2 separate regions of the Mus musculus genome follow, and region 2 is linked to region 1. A link is a loop called in an ENCODE intact Hi-C map of the cell type or tissue named here. Cell type or tissue: heart. All regions are shown on one strand. Each heading gives the region's core, and the rest is flanking DNA. Links, peaks and the distances in the headings are about the cores only.

What was found. A loop is a pair of places that touch in the nucleus more often than their neighbours do. Peaks named below come from ENCODE experiments on the same cell type or tissue, not always from the same donor. Only the 100,000 strongest peaks of a DNase experiment are listed, where the experiment ranks them.
Region 2: it touches region 1 in a loop (7-fold over the local background); 17 of 42 quality-filtered maps call a loop at or near these places.

What each region holds. Positions count from the first base shown.
Region 1 is chr11:117,051,788-117,061,197 of GRCm38, forward strand. No RefSeq gene overlaps it. Among named protein-coding and RNA genes, the nearest start is that of Gm11728, 16 kb to the left of the region's middle. In heart, for the core only: CTCF peaks have their summits at 5,290 (motif pointing left) and 5,917 (motif pointing left); a DNase peak (open chromatin) is centred at 5,287; H3K27ac peaks cover 214 bases.
Region 2 is chr11:116,638,681-116,648,090 of GRCm38, forward strand. It overlaps Cygb (cytoglobin), which reads right to left. Exons shown (of 4, transcript NM_030206.4): 4 at 6,915-8,312. The coding sequence ends at 8,279. Among named protein-coding and RNA genes, the nearest start is that of Cygb, 11 kb to the right of the region's middle. In heart, for the core only: CTCF peaks have their summits at 2,693 (motif pointing left) and 4,745 (motif pointing right); DNase peaks (open chromatin) are centred at 2,671, 4,811, 5,281, 6,061 and 2 weaker places; H3K4me3 peaks cover 1,019 bases; H3K27ac peaks cover 1,549 bases.

The sequences.
Region 1 (9,410 bases), core at 2,887-6,886:
GAGAGATGCTTCAGCAGTTGAGAGCACTGACTGCTCTTCCAGAGGACCCAGGTTTAAATCCTAGCACCCACATGGCAACTCACAACTGTCTGTAGCTCCAAGCTCTGACACCCTCACACAGACAGGCAAAACACTACTGCACACAAAATAAAAATAGATATTTAAAAATAACTACATGGGAAGCATTATAAGCTCTGACCTCCATGCTGGCTCGTCTGTGCCAACTTGACACAAGCTAGAATTATCTAAAAGGATGGAGCCTCAGTTGAGAAAAGGCCACCATAAGATCCAGCTGTAAGGCACATCCTTAGTTAGTGAGCAATGGGGGAGGGCCCATCCCAGGGCTGAGCAAGCCATGGGAAGCAAGCCAGGAAGCAGCACCCCTCCATGGCCCCTGCCTCCAGGTTTCTGCCCTGTCTGAGTTCCTGTCCTGACTTCATTTCACAATGAACAGTGATGTGGACGTGTAAACCAAATAAGCCCTCTCCTCCCAAGTTGCTTCTTGGTCATGGTGTTTTATCACAGCCATGGTAACCCTAACAAGCCATGCATAGTGACGCACGCCTTTAATCACAGCACTTGAGAGGCAGAGGCAGGCAGATCTCTGAGTTGGAGGCCAGCCTGGTCTGCAGAGTGAGTTCCAGGACAGCCAGGGCTACACAGTGAACCCCTGCTCAGGAAAAAAAAAAAGATAAAGAAATAAACCCTAACTAAGACAACCTCTGGGCTGGAGCGATGGTTCAGTGGTTAAGAGCACTGACTGCTCTTCCAGAGGTCCTGAGTTCAATTCCCATCAAGCACATGGTGGCTCACAACCATCTGTAATGGGATCCGATGCCCTCTTCTGGTGTGTCTGAAGAGAGTAACAGTGTATTCATATACATAAAATAAACAAATATAAAAAAACTAAGACAACCTCTGACCTCCAACCTCTGACCTCCACATACAAATATACACCCACATTTATGCATCCACATGTGTCTTGCGCGCGCTCGACTGGCCAGGAAGAACGACGCTGCAACAGGATCCTTCTGCACACGTTTATTGGGAGAGCTTGATTGTAGAGGTGAAAAGACCCCGAGCCCAGAACTGGTGCTGCTTTTATAGGCCTAGGAGAGGCGTGTCTCACACCCGGATTGGTTATGCACTAAGCCTCATTTGCATGTTCCTCATCTGATTGGCTACTCTCTCTCTCTCTCTGTACCTCACAGAGCCTCATTATCATACCTCATTTGCATGTCTCACATCTGATTGGCTACTCTCTGTACCTCACAGAGCCTCATTATCATACCTCATTTGCATGTCTCACATCTGATTGGTTATACTCTCAAAGCCTCATTATCATGCCCAGGCCAGGCAGTGTCTTTGCAAAAAACTTTACTGCATATGTACACATTGGTTGTTTGTCCAAACTTATGCGTGGTGGCCAGCAGTAGTCAGTGCCACTCTGCAACGGCACATGTGGCTTCCCACACATGTGCATATGCATACGTGCACACCAAAACAGATATACAACACCCACACACACACATGCACAGAACCTCTTTGACCCTCAGTCCTCCTTTGTCTGGGACACAGAATGGAAAGCGCCTGTGTTTGAAAAGATTCCCTCAGGTGCTCTGACAAGTTACCTGTACAACTTAAGGCAACACCGATGTGTCTGTCACAGGTCAGAAGTCCAGGCTGTTGCCCTTCTCCCATCCCTGTTATTTTACAAGGTCAAAATCAAAGTGGTGGCCAGGCTGGGCTCTCATTGGTAAGTGCTGGAAACAACCCATTTCCCATGTCTTCCGTTATCACCACATGCAGCTCTTGAAGTCAGAGAGCTGAGACCGCTCTTTGCACCAGCTGTGAGCTGGGGATCCGTCCCTGAGCACCCCCCTAGCTCCTCACAGACCAATCTTGGGCCGCCTGTGGCAGTAACAAGCGGAGTTCCTGTCACAGAGTCTCTGCTTCCCTCTTCAGATTCTGCTCTGGAAACATTCTCTACTTAAAAGATTATTAATTTACTTCTATGTTTACATTTGGGTATTTATCAGCGTGTGTGTGTATGTGTGTGTGTGTGTGTGTGTGTGTGTGTGTGTGTGTAGAACCTGTAGAGGCCAAAGGGGGGGAACATTGAATCCCCTGGAGCTGCCATGTGGGTGCTGGGAACTAAATCTGGGTGCTCTACAAGAGCAGAGATTGCTCTTAACCACTGACCCATCTCTCCAGGTCCAAAGTCCTCCACTTTCAGGACTGGCTTGTGTGATTAGACGACTGACCTAAAAGGCCTCCTACATAAAGGTCTCCAATCTTTTTCTTTAAAGATTTATTTATTTATTATATGTAAGTACACTATAGCTGTCCTCAGATACTCCAGAAGAGGGCATCAGATTTCGTTAGGGATGGTTGTGAGCCACCATGTGGTTGCTGGGATTTGAACTCGGGACCTTCTATAGAGCAGTTGGCGCCCTTAACCACTGAGCCATCTTGCCAGCCCAAAGGTCTCCAATCTTTATAACACCCTACACTCCCTTTGCCATAAGCAACATTCAAGAGTCCCCCAAAGCCCCTAAGCTTGTTTTCCTTTGGTTTGAGATAGTATCTCATGGGTCCCCTGAGTCTACTCTGAGCTTAGGAGCCCTCTGCTTTGGCCTCACAAGTGCTAGGGTGATAGGTGTCCCTGTACCTAGCTGCCACCCTCGCTCAGGTTTGTTTGTTTGTTTATGTATATGATGCTTGCCTGCACATGTGTGTGTGCATTGCATGCCTGACAACCTCAGAGCCAGATGTTTCTGTTGGATCAACAGTCAAAGGAAGAAACCCTGGGGCTGTCTCCAGATGGCAGTCAAGGCATCGCCACTGTCCCCTCTGACAGGAGTATGACCCAGTGCCCATCACATATTTGTTGACACACACACAAGGAAGACAGCAGGGAGCTCATCCAACATGTGCTATTCAGAGCGTAGCCCACCACCACTTCCAGACCTCTGGAGGTCAAGCCAGCTCCGTGTGACCCAAGGCCCTCGCCACAGGAGAGGAGCTACCCAGGGTGACCCAAGGCTCTGAATAAGCAAAGTACTTCCAGCAGACAAGCAATCCAAGAGCCACACAGAAGGAATCAGCTCTCTGAGTCCCAGACTGCAGACCCTGTAGCTAACTTAATGCAAGTCCCCAGATTGGGGTAGGGACATCTGTAGGAGGAGGTATGCTGTCAGTCACAGTGACAACTCGTCTTCTGGGAGTTTATAGAGCAGTCACCATTGTTGGTCTGGTGGGAACTTAGAGCACGGCGCCTTCCAAAGTTACAGGCTGCTGTGAGCTGCTGGGTGCTGGAATTGAACTCCAGTCCTCTGCAAGAGCAGCATACTGTCCCCCTGCAGGGCCACCTCTCCAGACCCTCATGTCACCATCTCTTGTTGTCACACTGAGATTCTGGACATTTTCTGAGCATCTTTCTAATCCTCAGTGGCCTCAGGACCTGCTCTGAGCCCTGACCCCGGGCCTAACTTATAATACTCCCATACTCCATTTTAGTTTCTGAATCTCAGTTTCTCTTCCTTTTGCTTCCTGTCTCAGGGGTTGCCGTGAGACCGGAACTGCACACAGGTGCATGAGAGTGTCTGCCCCTCACACGCACTTGATAGCTCTGCCATATTGCTCAGTTAAGGATTTGTCGTCAAAGGCTTCTCTAACCATCCCCTTCGGCTTTGTCTCATTGTCGGCTCCCAAAGCCCCCAAAGTGTCTCACTTTTTTTTGTTGTTGTTGTTTTTTTTTTTGTTTTGTTTTGTTTTTTTCGAGACAGGGTTTCTCTGTATAGCTCTGGCTATCCTGGAACTCACTTTGTAGACCAGGCTGGCCTCGAACTCAGAAATCCGCCTGCCTCTGCCTCCCGAGTGCTGGGATTAAAGGCGTGCACCACCACACCCGGCGAGTCTCACTTTTTTAAAAAAAGATTTATTTATTATTTATTCTATACATAAGTACACTGTAGCTGTCTTCAGAAACACCAGAAGAGGGTGTCAGATCTCATTATGGGTGATTGTGAGCCACCATGTGGTTGCTGGGATTTGAACTCAGGACCTTCGGAAAAGCAGTCAGTTCTCTTACCCCCTGAGCCATCTCCCCAGCGATGGAGTTGATCTTGTCTCAAGGAAGGCTTGTGAGTCTATAGTAATTGAGGATTCTCCCAATGTAACAAAATCTAGGTTAACAAGTCTGGAGGGTTCCTGAGTAAAGGATACTGTATCGGAGACCAGGCAGACTGACTTACTGCACCCCCATCCAGCCACACCACACTCCTGCAACTCTCCCGTCCCCACCCCTCACACACACACAGAAGAGACATAAACAAGAAAAAGGGAGAAAGCAAGAAAGGACTCACCGACTTCCACCCTATGGAACAAGCACACCTCCCAGAGCCCCAGAGGTCCCATGGTGACCTGCTGCTGTCATCCCTCCTCCTGCCACCCCTCCCCCCTCCCCCACCCTGACTCAATGTCCAGTGCCCCTAGCTAGGTAACCACTCCCCACCTCCCTCTCTTGTAAAATGCTTGGGGCTCTGGAAAGCTGCCTTATCAAAATGGTGAGTTGTAATAGTGAGCTTTAACTGTCAGCTTGACACCAGGCTGCCTGTGAGCATGCAGGGGTGTGTGTGTCTTAATTAAGTTAACAGATGTAGGAGACCCAGCCCACTGTGAGCAGCATCATTCCCTAGGCAAGGGTCCCAAACTGTATAAAAGTGGAGAAATCAGGCTGAGCACAAGCAAGCAAGTGTGCAGATGTGTGTTTGTTTCTCTCTGCTCTTATCTGAGGATATGCTGTGACCAACTGAAGCTCCTGCCTCCTTGACTTCCATTGAAGGGTACACTGTAACCTGGAATCACAAGCTAATACAGCCCCCTTTCTCTCCTAAATTTTAGCCCAGCAACAGAAATGAAATTTGAATGTAGATGAACCCTTGTCCCTTCAAGAAACTCTCTTCCCCTTTTTTGTGCACCGGGACTTGAACTTGGAGGGTTTCATACTCTGAGCTGTCCTCTCTCTATCGGCCAGAGCCGGTTACGATACACTAAGATTTCCTATCTCCAGTCAAGCTCCCAGCCATCCTGACTGCATAGACTCTGTGGTCCCTCTGTCTAGGTCCCTGAGAGCGTACTAACCTTAGCATCCTAGTCTTCCTCCCCCAAAGATGACACCACCATCACCCCTGGGGTTTTCTGGGTCTTCCTCCAACCATAATGGTACTCACTGCCCTTTCAAAACTAGGACCGCTTTAACTTCGGTCTTTACTGCCATCTAGTGGCTGTAAGGTTCCCTGCAGGGAGGAGGATTTAGAACAGAGGTTCCTGGGACAAAGCCGCCTCTACTAGGATTCAAGGCACAGAAATCAGTGTGCAAGCCTAACAGTGCAACTGGCTCGGCCTTCACAGCCCAGGCCCTCTGGGCAGGGCGCCGGGGGCTCTGTCTCCTCGCTGAGCCCGCTTTAACCCACTCCGCACTCATGCCCACAGTGCCAAGTCTAGAGTGGCTTTAGTATTGAACACACCCCAGGAAAGGACATAACCTCTCTGTTCCCAGTGTGTTGGGGGGGGGGGTGAATTTGGGAGGCAGGGAGCTAATCAGACAGTTCATGCAGCCGTTCAGTCAGAAATATTAATCAAAAACCCGGGGAAATGGCTTAGTCCATAAAATACTCGCTACCCAAACTTGGCGACCTGAGTTTGATTCCAGCACCCCTGCACAAAGCCAGACCTGCCTGGTCTCCATGAATGCAAAGGCCTGGCTTGTGTGAGTTTGTCTCCTGGTGCTCGCTGTCTTACCAGAAGGTAGTAACAGAACAGCTTAGAGCAGCAGAATGTATTGTCTCATCGTTCTGGGGACCAGAAGTCCAAATTCCAAGTGCCAGCAGGGTGGCGCCATCTGGAGGCTGTGATGGGCGTTCTGAGCTTCCAGTGCAGGTTGTCTCCTTGTAGAAGCGTTAGTCCCATCTGTTACCTCTTGTACATCCCCAAGTGTCTGCTTCTTCTCTAAGGATACTGTGACATCTGATTGGGCCCCACCCACTCCAACATGACCTCCTGTCCTGGCTAGTTTTATGTCAGCTTGACACAAGCTAGAGTCATCTGAGAGGAGGGGACCTTAATTGAGAAAATGCCCCCATAAGATCCAGCTGTAAGGCATTTTATTAATTAGTGATTGATGGGGGAAGTTCCAGCCCAGTGTGGGTGTTGCCATCCCTGAGCTGGTGGCCCTGGGTTCTATAAGAAAGCAAGCTGAGAAAGCCACCATGAACAAGCCAGTAAGCAGCTCCCTCCATGGCCTCTGCATCAGCTCCTGCCTCCAGGTTCCTGCCCTCTCTGAGTTCCTGTCCTGGCTTCCTTCAGTGATGAATAATAATGTGGATGTATAAGCCAACATAACCCCTTCTTCCCCAAGTTGCTTTGATCATGGTGTTTTATCACAGCAGTAGAAACCCTGAGACCCTCCCCTTAGCTTGACTCCACCTGCAAATGACTCCATCTTCTCCAAATAAGGTCCCACTCTCAGGAATCAGGGGTTAGAACCGGACATATCTTGTTTATGTTTTTTTTAACACTTATTTAGTGGGATGTGTGCATGCGTGTGTGTGTCTGTGTGTGTGTGTGTGTGTGTAGGATACCTTGCAGGAGTTGGTTCTCTCCGTCCACTGATGTACCTATGATGTAGAACCGCCTCATCTACACCAGCGATGCACCTTTTGAGAAAGTGGTTCCCCCGGCACCAGCCCTCAAAGTGAAAGCTCTCATCTCCTGCAGTGTTCTCCAGCCCTGACCTGTGCCCCACGTGGGTTTCCTCAGCCTTAGTCACAGCCAAGCATATCTGCTTTGGGACTTCCACATAAGGTTGGTCTGCTCCTACCTTTGAAGGATGTGTGCCTTTAATCACCACACGGAGCTCCTTAATTACCCACCCCAGAAAGACAGTGACGTCCCTGATACATGCAGGACACATCCCAGGGCCAGTCCCCAGACACCTGACATCTCTGCTGGACTCATGGCTCCCCCATGGGGATCTCTGGTGGACTCATGCTTCAGTTTGTTGTGGGGACCTTAGAAGAGGGGTAGACATTGTTTACAGTTCCCCAAGGAAAGAATTCTCACAGGAGAGCTGAGGGCTCCGTAGAGGATTGTAACTATCTCTACCACCTCATCCTTGCTGAGCTAAGCAGGGGAAACTGAGGCAGCCTCCTCCTCCCTCCAGCCCACCAGCTCTTTAGTGGCTGTTTCAGTGTCCTATGGCTATCATAGCTAAGTCTCACAATTGAGATTAAACAATGGATACTGATTTTTCTCAGGATTCTGGAGGCCAGAAGTCCAAAGCTGGGGTCTGGGCAGGGCCTAGTTCTTTTTGAGTCCACTTTCCTTGGCTTGCAGGTAGCTGTCTTCTCCTTGTGTCTCTTCAGATCGTTTTCCCTGTGTGCCTGCGTCTGCACTTCCTCTCTTTCGTGCGCATGTGTAGTCATCTGTGTGCCTCTCTCACTAGTCTGGACTCTCCAAGTTGGGCTAGGCTGCCTGGCAGCAAGCCTGGAGGTCCACGTCCCCCTCCCGTCAGGATTAGAAGTGTGCAGGGCCGCTATCTTTTTTACACAGCTGCCATCTTTTTTACACAGGTTCTGGGGACTGAACTCAGGCCAGCATTTTCCTGACTGAGCCACCCTCCCCAGACCTACGGCCTTCCTGCTAAGAACACCAGTCATGGGATGAGACCCTAAGACATCTTCAGTTGATCACCTCTGTAGAGACTCCGCCCCCAGGGCTGAAGAGGTGATTAAGAGCATGCAGGAGATCTGAGGTCAGTTCCAGCTCATGAGCCCTATACTACAGCTCTAGGGATACCCAGTCCACACACCCACGACGAGTACACACATAATAAAAAAATAAAATAAATCTTATTTTATGCCGGGCGTGGTGGTGCACGCCTTTAATCCCAGCACTCGGGAGGCAGAGGCAGCCGGATTCCTGAGTTCGAGGCCAGCCTGGTCTACAAAGTGAATTCCAGGACAGCCATGGCTACACAGAGAAACCCTGCTTCGAAACCAAAAAAAAAAAAAAAAAAAAAAAATTATTTTATAGCCCCTGTTTCTAAATGAGGTCACACACAGTTCAGGGTCCTAGCAGTCAGGACTCCAACCTATGCATGTTGAGTAGGAGCGGACACATTAGCTTATACCGTTAGTGACATCTTTTCCCTAAAGCCAGAAGGTGCTGTTGGAGCTGCCTCCCTCTGTCACTGCACAAGGCTCTCTGGAACCACCGAACTGGGAGAACGATGCACCCTAGCAGCCAAGTGGCTTGGAAAACGCATTTAGGCTCAAACAAAAGGCACCAATTGAACAAAGCCAGCAAGACACAGCACTAATTAGCAGCCACACTTTGTTTCTCCCCCCATCCAGCTGCCTCTGGAATCAGAAAACAACCATTCGAGTGAAAGCCATGAAATTAAAATGCTTTTTAAAAAAACGGGCTAATGTTCTGCGGGACCGTGTTTCCAAGACAGCCTTTGTTCCGTCTTCCGGGCTTTCTCATCAGCAGAAAACACTGTCTTGGATTGACAGGGGCAGGAGAAGATAAGAAGCCAGCCGCGGCCCTGAACACATCTCTGGCAATTTTCTCTTCTATCTTATCGAAACCTCCAAGACACGTTATTTTCATCTGACGTGTGGTTCCAATTTGAGGAAGAAAGGAACCTTTTATCCCTTCCATCCCCACATCTTTTTTTTTTCCTCCCTCCCTCTCCCAAGTCCCGAGGGAAGCTTTGGGGGATGAACATTCTACCACTTGCCAGGGCTTTGGAATCCCAAACTCCTGCCAACAGTGGTGTGGGGACTGATAATCCTCTTTCAACCTGGAACGTCCAAGGTGTTACTATAGTGCACACCGGTGTGCCGTGTGTGGGACCATCACAGCTTGATGGCAAGCAGGTGCGGAGACTCTGCCACCCACTTTCACCCTTCACTTCCGGGTGGACAGCGGGGGGGGGGGGGGGGGGGTGGCAAGAGCATTTAACCTCTGAGCAGCTGCCCTGTTCTATCTCAGGCTCTGCAGGCCACCTGGCGCTAAGGCTCAGCGGGCAAAGACTTAGTGGGCAAAGATCAATGTCTTTTTCAGGCTGCCTCCGGAGCTGTGATTAAAAAGCCCTTTCAAGGTGACGATTGATAGCCCTAAGGCTAGACTGTCCTGCCCCTACTGGAGGACCTCTGGCAGGCAATCAGACATATGACAGTGGTTCTCAGGGACAGTCTAAACCACTGGGACAGCAGAGGTCCCCCAGGCTATTTGGGCAAAGAAGAGGAAAGTTTTTTGGGTGACACAGCATATACCTTGGGGGGAACAGTGACTGTGTCTTGCTATCATTCTGTTTTCTTTTGTTTTTTTTGGTTTTTTTT
Region 2 (9,410 bases), core at 2,417-6,416, 410 kb before region 1:
ATGGTTATTGTCCCCATGTACGTAAGGAATGTCCCCATGAATGTAAACCCACTCACTGCACAGTCCCGGGAGACATCTTTCTGATTCCCCAAGAGTCTTACTAAAGCCATTAGGTAGGATGTAAGCCTGACTTGATAGAATGTGTAGGTAACACAATTCTGGGCAAATGCAAAAGGTTGGGGGGGGCGTGGCAGGGAAAGATGGGAGGATTCTGCACCTGTCACTTCTGGGACATCGGATTCACCCGTGATGTCTGTTGTTCTGGCCTTGACAATTCCAGTGCTTCAGGCTGGATTCTGCCTGCTTCTTAGACATGATCGTTGTGTGGTTTCTTTTCCCCTAGATTTCTTGTACTGATCGTACAGCACCTTTGACGATCCTGCTGAAGTCTATTAAAGCTGCACATAAGGATGTAAAGGACTATGGGACTGGAGAGACGATGGCCCAGTGGTTAGAGCACCGGTTGCTCTTGTAGAGGACCTGGGTTCAGTTCCCAGCACCTGTGTTGGACACCCTCTTCTGACCTCCTAGGGTGCCAGGCACACATGTGGTATACAGACACACTTGCAGGCAAAACAGTCATGCACATTTAAAAAAATGTATTTTTAAAAACGATAAGGTGTGGTGGTTTGACTATGCTTGGCCCAGGGAGTGGCACTATTAGAAGGTGTGGCCTTGTTGAAGGAAGTGTGTCACTGTGGGGGTGGGCTTTGAGAACCTCCTCCTAGCTGTCTGAAAACAGTCTGCTCCCGGCTTCTGTTTGATGAAGATAGAGAACTCTTGGCTCCTACAGCACCAGGCCTTCCTGGATGCTACCTTGCTTCCTGCCATGATGATAAGGGACTGAATCTCTGAACTTGTAAGTCAGCCTCAATTAAATATTGTCCTTATAAGAGTTGCTTTGGTCATGGTGTCTCTTCACAGCAATGTAACCCTAGCTAAGGCATAGCATTTTGCTATATAGCCCAGACTGTCCTAGAACTCACTAGGTAGCCCAAGCTGGCCTGGAACCTGTGGTAATCCTCTCACCCAAGTCTACCAAATTGTAGGAATTATGGTGTGAGCCATCATGATGGGCAGATCGGGGCCTTTATGAAAGAGCCCCTGAAACCCGGGATGGTGGTGCACGCCTGCAATGGAAGAACTTGGGAAGATGAAGGCAGGCGGATCAGGGTCACAGGGAAGGAGCATCCATGAACTAGAAAGTGTTCCCACTGCACACACAGCAAACATGCTGGTCCCCTGATCTTGGGCTCCCTAGATCCCCAGATGGTAAGACATATATCCCAGTGCTTAGCACATTTGATCAGTGCCCACATGGGCAGGGCACTCCTCTTGTTTTCCTATGGACGCCCCTTGCCCTCTTTCCATCTGATTCTTCTCCACCCTTTCTTGACAAGGCTCTCATTGGTGCAGACCAAGGCTCTCATTGGTGCAGACCAAGGCTTCTTATTGGTGCAGACTGCCCCCTGACACCATCCATGTATTCTTGGGCTCATCTCTTCTGTACTCTCACCACCGTTGCCCCCCACCCCCACGAAGGCTTTCTTCCAAGGCAGCCTTGTCAGGGCTTAAGGTCCCCACCCCGCCATCTGTCTGCAAAGCAGTAGATGCTAAGCTCTAACACAGCTTCAGGGCCTCTGCCCTCTCCCTGGTCCTCCTTCTCCCTCCTCCCCCCCTCCCAGAAGAGGACATGGTTTCCTCTGGTCTCCTCGTTGATCCCATCCGGTCCTGAGCTGAAATCCCAGCCTTTGCACCTCTGAGATGCTTGTGTTGGGATGAAGGATCCAACTGCACGGAACTCATGCGCAGACCCGCTCTTGATGGCTATTTGGCTATTTCCCTTGGAAATGATAAGCCCGAAGTCACCTCTGCTCTCCTCTGTCACCCCCACCCCCACCCCACATCAGGAAACATGTTAAATCAGCCTCAAAATTTAATCTCAAAGCTGAATGTCATGGAGGGTCTGTATGATCTTATCATTTCAGAGGCTGAGGGAGAAGGGCTGAAAGTTGAAGACCAACCTGGACCAGTGAAGACACAGTGAGATCCTGTCTCAAATAAATAAATAAATATTAAAAAGACAAAGAAAACCGTTCTTGGATGTGCTGTCTCTGTCTCTTACCATCTCCATTGCTAACCCTCTGTCTAAACATCGGCCTTCTCTGCCATGTGTTTGGGAATCTGGTCACATGACCTTGCAGCAGCAAGCCCCAAGTGTCAAAGGTGAGGCATTAGGACCAAGGGTCTTGAGGGGTGAGCTCATCCCCTCAAGTCTCCCAAGGTATGGCCACCACAGTACTCAGCCAGGCTTGTTCTCGAAACACCCAAAGAACGTACTTTCACAGAAAGGCTGTGAAGGAAGGTTCTGGAAGGGAGGTCAGAGCAGCCTGAGAGAAACAGCACCACCTCCATTGGTGAGAAGATGGGTCAGGGGTTGTTGCCCTGTGGTGGGGAGAGAGCTGAGGCTGAAGAGAATCAAACTGTGAAGAATGAGGACTCCAGTGGGATCGGTCAGGTAAGGGTCTCTGTGACTGAGGAGACCACGGGCTTGATTCCAGGCCACAAAAGCCCCTCACCTGGGACTGGAGAAATGGTTCAGTGGTTAAGAGCACTTGCTGTTCTTGCAAAGAACCAGTTTGGTTCCCGCTACTCACCCCTGTCTGTACTCCAGTTCCAGGGTATCTAGCGCCCTCTTTTGGCCTCCTCGGGCCCTGCATGGGACATGGACAACAGGAGGTACCATGTTTGGTTGTTGGTCTTAATGACTTTGCAAAGCTGTTGTGTCTCCAAGAAGAAAACAAACACTTATGCAGGTCTCTCTCTCTCTCACTTTCTTTTTCTTTTTTCCTTCCTTCCTGCCTTCCTGCCTTCCTGCCTTCCTCCCTTCCTCCCTCCCTCTCTCTCTCCCTTCCTTCCTTCCTTCCTTCCTTCCTTCCTTCCTTCCTTCCTTCCTTCCTCTCTCCTTCCCTTCCTCCCTCCCTCCCTTCTTTCCTTCCTTTCTTCCTTCCTCCTGCTCTTTCTAAAAATGCACTTTAGTGGCATCTAAACGTGGGCAGAGTGGATGTACTGAGATTGGGGTACCGAGGAAGAGTGAGGTGTTAGACTGTCCTTTCCTTGAAAACAGAGAAATATGGGCTCTGCTGGACAGCTGTACGGAGGCCCTGGCAGAGAGGCCAGCATATGGGCCAGGTTGCTGGGCACCACTCTCAGTTCTTGGCAAGGTCTGAAGGTGGCAGCCATAGGTGTTGCCAGCTGAGCTCCTGGGCCTCCTTGAAGCTGTTGGTGAAACAGGCACAGGTCACCTTCCCAGGCTGCTGGAAGAGCATGAAGCCAAAGCCACACAGGCAGGCCTGAAGTCTGTTGTTGCTGTCTTCCTAAACTGCCCTTTGACCTGGTTGCATCAAACTGGGCACCTTGGTTAAGGCCCAGCAGAACTTCTACTCTCCCTGCCCTGGGCAGGCCTGGGGCACAGCAGATCCCCTCTTGTTTACAGGCAACGTGCCAATGGAGAACAGCATTGGATTATTTATGTTGGCCAGCCCCTAAGGTGAGGCCGCCTGCCATAGTTGACTTTCTATTGCTCTGATAAACATCATGACCAAATCAACCTGGGGAGGAAAGGGTTTATTTCAATCCTTCATAAACGGAAATCAAGGGCTGGTGAGATGGCTCAGCAGTTAAGAGCACTGACTGTTCTTCTGAAGGTCCTGAGTTCAAATTCCAGCAACCACATGATGGCTCACAACCATCAGTACAGCTAAAGTATACTGATATACATAAAATAAATAAAATAAATATTTAAAAAAATTAAAGCTACCAACAGTTCAATAAAGGGAAGTCAAGGCAGGAACCTGGAGGCAGGAGCTGATGCAGAGGTCGTGGAGTGTGCTGCTTCCTGGCTGGCTCCTCATGGCTTACTCAGTCTGCTTTCTTCTCATTGCTTTTTCTTTGTTTTGTTTTGATAGAGAGTCTCTCTGTGTAGCCCTGTCTGTCTTAGAGCTCACTCTGTAGAACAGGCTGGCCTTGAACTCAGAAATCCACCTGCCTCTGCCTCCCAAGAGCTGGGACTGAAGGCGGATGGCACTGCTCACAGTGGGCGGGGTCCTTCCACACCAATCCCTAATCATGAAAATGTCACCCAGGCTTGCCCACAGGCTCTCCCCAGATGACTCCAGCTTGTGTCAAGTTGACAAAAGCCAACTGCAAAGTTTCCTGTTTGGTTTTTTGAGACAGGGTCTTACTGTAGCCTAGGCTGCTTTTGCGTTTAAAGTGGTCCCCTTTTGTCAGCCTCCCCGAGTGCTGCATAGGCTTCCGTGTTCTCCCCCACCCTCGCCATCCCCTCTCCCCAGCTTCTCTCATTTCTTTTGTTGTGTATAGGACAGAGGGCAACCTCAGATATAGTCTCTCTGGAGTCACCCACTTCTGTTATGAGACACAGTCTTCCTCCAGGGACCTGGGGCTCATCAGTTAAGCAAGGCTGGTCAGCAAGCCCCAGGGATCTGCCTGCGTTTCTAAGCAAGGGTCACCACAGCCCTTTTTTGTTTGTTTGTTTGTTTGTTTTTGTTTTTTCTGCATCTTCTGCTTTTTATTGCATTGTGTTGAGATTCCTGTGCTTGAGGAAAGCTCTTGGAGTCTGCATCATCTCAGGTCCCAGTAAGGCTGCCTCCCTTATGGTGTAATGTGGAGCCAGGAAGCTGGCGGGCTAGAGATGGATGCTTTCTTGGATGAAGTTCCTGGATAGTGCCAGCAGGGGTCGCTGTGGAGCTGTACTGGGGGCCTCTTTGTCAGGGAAGAGGTGGCAGTCTCCTTGTGATGCTCCCCGCTCGCTCGATGCCCACACCCCCCGTGGCTCTCAGCTTGATCTCGCCAGGGGGAGCTGACCCAGTTGCTCTGCCTCTCACTAAGAAGGCTGACTACTTGTAGAACACAGGACAAAAGCCCAGGCATCGTCCCTGCACAGGCCTAAAACCAGGAGTCGCCTGCACCCCCCCCCCCCTATTCCTTCAGCATCCCCGGTCCGTGGGGGGTGATGGTGCACGTCCTCTCTAGAAGGTAGGGATCAGGGAGAGTTCTCAATAGCAGGTTCCAGGATAGCTCCAGATTTCCACCCACGCCATTCTCAAGACTTGTGTGGGGAGGCCTTTTCGGAGATGACGCTCTATCTTGACCTGCTGACACTCCACCAACCAGCTCTGGCTGGACCTCAGGGATCAGGAGGCTCAGAGGCTCCCGGCCTTTTCTTGTTGCCATGGTACACCCCCCACCCTTCTCCATCTCCTCCCAGTGTCTCTCACGGGATTCCTGCTCAGCGGCTCAGTTTGTCCTCGGCTCTCCTGGTTCTCAGAGTCTGGCCAGCCCGCCCCGTTCCGAACACCTTTCTTGCACCCCGCCCCCATGCTCCTCCCACTGTCTTGCAAGGCCGACTTTTGCTTAAAGGAATTAACATTGTGTCTTGCTTTGTAGTCCTTCTTCCTCGGCCTCTCCAGTGTTGGGAGCATCACCACACCGGGCTTCCTATTTTCAAATGGAAGCTCTGAAAGATTTGCTCTCTTGCCCAGAGTCACACAGCAGCGCCGCCGACTGAGTGTGAACTCGGAGGCCACCAGTCTGGCATGCTCTCTCTCTGGAAAGGCCTGGCCTGCGCTGCCCTCTCAGCACCCTGCATCCTCCTCCGGTTCCCGGCTCACTCTTGGCCCGTGTGTTTGTGTTGCTTTCTAAGACTGCTATTTATTTATTCTTTGGATTTCCAGCGAGTTCTCTGCTGTGCCAGGCGCCCAGGAGATGAAGAGAGGAGCGGCCTACATTCAAGTGCAGGAACTGGGAGACAAGACTTTTCCCCTTGTTAGCTGAGTCCTCTCAGACAGCCTGAAGCCCTCCCAAGGGGCAGAAGCGGTTTCCGGTTCTCCTGTACCCCTCCCTATGGTGACCTCCTTGGTTTCTCCTCAGAGACTTGATGCTGCTGTTGTGACCATTGCTATGGGGGGATGGACAGGCCTTGCTCAGCGGGGCTTGGGAAGAGTTTCTGGGCTGAGAGCTTAGGGTTGAAGGTTAATTCCAGCAGGGCTCCTTTTCTGCTGTACCCAAGGGCTGATCCCGGAAGCATCGGGGCCTATTCAGCATCTCGAGTGAAATGTCTGTGCGCAGGCCTAGAAGGTTGAGGTTTAATTTTTGGCTATGTCACTAGTGTACACGACCAGGGCCCGTCTGCATGGACAGCTGGACAGTACTCCCACCCCACCCCTTTTTGAGGCAGGGGCTTATCATGTAGCCCAGGCTGTCCTCTGACTTGTAATCCTCCATTCCCCGTCTGGTGGGTGCTCAGATGACACATGTGTGCTACCAAGCCCAGCTCTGACAACACTCCCTTTATCCCACACTGACCCTGTCCTTGCCAGATTTCCTGGACAAAATCCAAAAGGCACTGATTTATTTATTTATCTATTTATTTATTTATTTATTTCTGGAGATTAAACCTAGGGCCTGGGTATGGCCAGGCCAATGTTCTTGCCCTGAGCTGGACCCTCAGCTTTCTTTATTTTTTATTTTGAGATAAGGACTTACTAAGTGGCTCAGGCTGGCTTTAAACTTGTGACTTACCCCCACCCCCACCCCCACCCCGCCTCAACCTCCCAAGAAAGCTCTAAACCAGATAGTCCTAGCTTCTCTGAAGTTTTAGTAAGACAGACCCATCCCTTGCTCCTATAAAATCCAACTTCTGCCCTTTTTTTCTTAGCCTCTGAGCAATCGACAGTCCAACTCAGAGTGCCCCACCCAGGAGCAGCTAGAGCCAGCACAAGGGAAGGGGTTCCCTCAATGGAACTGTTTTCAATGAAACCACCCTTAGCTAGAACTGCTGAGGGGAGAGAGGGGTGACGGCAGGTCCAGGAGGAAAAGATCAAGCAGAGGCCAGAGACAGGAAGAACAGACCTGGTTTAATGACACAGCTGGATCTGGTTACAAACATCAGAAACTACAAAAGACAGGCAGTTACAGGAAGGCTGTGCGAGGGTGGGACCAGAGGGGACGCAGGCACGGTAGCCACAGCAGTAAGACATCTTCCAGGACAGTACACGTGACCAAGGGGTACACACGGGGTTCCCAGCAATGTTAAGGAGACTATGTGGAGAGGGTGAGCAGGTGGCCCCAGAGGAGGGCAGGAGAGAGAGGCCCTGGTCTGCTGAGGGGTGTGAGGACAGCCCCCGTCCTGTGGCCTGGCTGCTGTCTGAAGTGAGCAGGTGAGGCTGACATTCTAGGGCTCCACACTGAGGCTGCCCCTCACCCCCACCCCCATATACCGGACACATACACTGGCCAACATCCCATTGGGATCTCCTGAACTCTTGGTGTGTGCCCTGATCCTTGCCCTTTCCAGGACAAGCCAGTCAGGCAAACCCTTGGGGAGGGGAGGGGAGGGGAGGAGAGGAGAGGGGAGCCAGATCTTTATGTTTTTTTTTTTTCTTCCGTTTGACCCGAGGTCTTCCTGTGTAGCCCCAGCTAGCCTGAAACTCACCACCGTGGAGACCAGGTAGATGACCACCTGACCTCAGACGCAACGATTGTCCTTCCTCCGCCTCCCAAGCTCTGGGATTCTCTTGTTTTGTGGGGGTAGGGCAGGAATGCAGGGCACTGAGCTGTAGGAGCAAGCTGACTCACCCCAACTCTCCCACCTGGCCCCTCCTCTTGTGCTGTTGCCAGCTTTCACCCTGCTCCCGGTAGAGCTGCCCAGAAAGATGGCCAGGACTCTTCTGGCCTCCCACGGCTGGGCAAGACCTAGGCTTCTGGGCCTGCAGGCGCACTCGATAGATATGTACGTGTGTGTTATATATATTTATATATAGATAGTATATAGAATATATCTGTGTATATGGTAGATGTGTGTGCGTGATGCTCTAGAGATGGCGAGGAGAACCTGCATGCTGGCGGGCAGAGTGAAGCAGGGATAGTTCCTTTCTGAAGTGACTCACGGGCTTGTCCTCGCTTCCCACCGGCCACTTTGCCAGGTCCCTCTCTAACAGTCAGTAGAAAAAGCTAAGAAGAGTGTGCCCCTGCTGTGAGGCAGAGGGATTCCCCTCTGCTAGATTCAGCATCCAGGGATCCAGCCCCACCTCCCAGTAGCCTGGGGGGACCACAGCCATGATGAAGGCCTCCTTTCGGGAAGTCGAGTCAGGGGTTCCTCCAGCTTCCTTGGCACCCAGAAATGGAAGGTCAATGCGTGTCTTCAGAAGTCGGCCTTCTGCCCAAAGTGCTGCCAGGGAGGGGGGAGCTGGGAGGGGTCTTACGGCCCTGAAGAGGGCAGAGTGGCTGGTGGGCTGTGGATGAGACAGGAGATGAAGGTAACAGGTTACAGGGGTCAGTGGGGAAAGGTGGATGATGGGACACCTGAGGTACCGGGAGAGGTGACTTGGGGGTCTTGGGATGGGACCCTTTCTGCTGAGAGACCCAACACCGCTGCACAACCCCCCATTACCTCCAACCTCACTGTGCTACCTCAAGCCAGTTGGGTGGCCCACAAGGGGCCTGGATCTGTCCCTCTAAAATGCGACCGGCGTCGTATATGCTTGCCCACTGAGGACAGAAGCGATTCACACACTCTACGATGTCACACACTCTACGATGTCACAGGGAGAGCCAGCCTGAACTTGTTTTCCGTTCATCTGGAAATAGGCTGTGCTGCTTGGCGCAGCAGAGCGAGTGCTCCCTGGCTTCTGTGTGGTAATGTCTTCATCCATGAAACTCCTTTTAGCCCCGTCCCAGAACCCCTCCACCCACACAGAGTCACACAGCCCGGAGCAGAGACAGTTCAATAAACAGTGTGGTCTGGCTCACTCTGTTTCCCTGATAAGAGAAGTTGGACAGGGCCCTTCTAGAAGTTGGCCCTGAGACTCCACCCTGCCCTGTGAGGCAAGGAGATCCCGCCAGTAGGTGGGGTCTCACAGGCCGTGGCCCATGCCTAGGCCCCCAGGACACCAGAGATGGGGATGATGGCTGTTAAGGGAGGAGAAGAAGATCCCAATGGGACAGCTAGGGAGACCCCGTGTGGGTGCTCAGGCCCCGGGGAGAGGTGGGGAGAGGTGGCTAAGCCCTGGGGTGTCTGGCGCCTCATCATCTACCCTCATTCAGCTTACTAGGACCAAAGGGGGACAGGCGCTTGAGGTTTGGCTAGAACTAAGTCCCTGGGGTCCAGCTGGGGCAGGAGGGGCGGGGGAGCTCTCTGGCCATGTGTTTCTGATTCACTGGGGCTGGCTGGCCAGCTCTTCCCTGCAGTCCCTCTAGGCCCTGTAAAAAGCTCTTTTCTCCAAAAGCAGGAAGTCTTGTGTCCGTGGCTGTAAACAAACTCATCTCAGGCTGCAGCGCCTGCCTGGGGGGGGGGGAGAGGTGGGGGGAGAGGTGGGGGGAGAGGTGGGGGT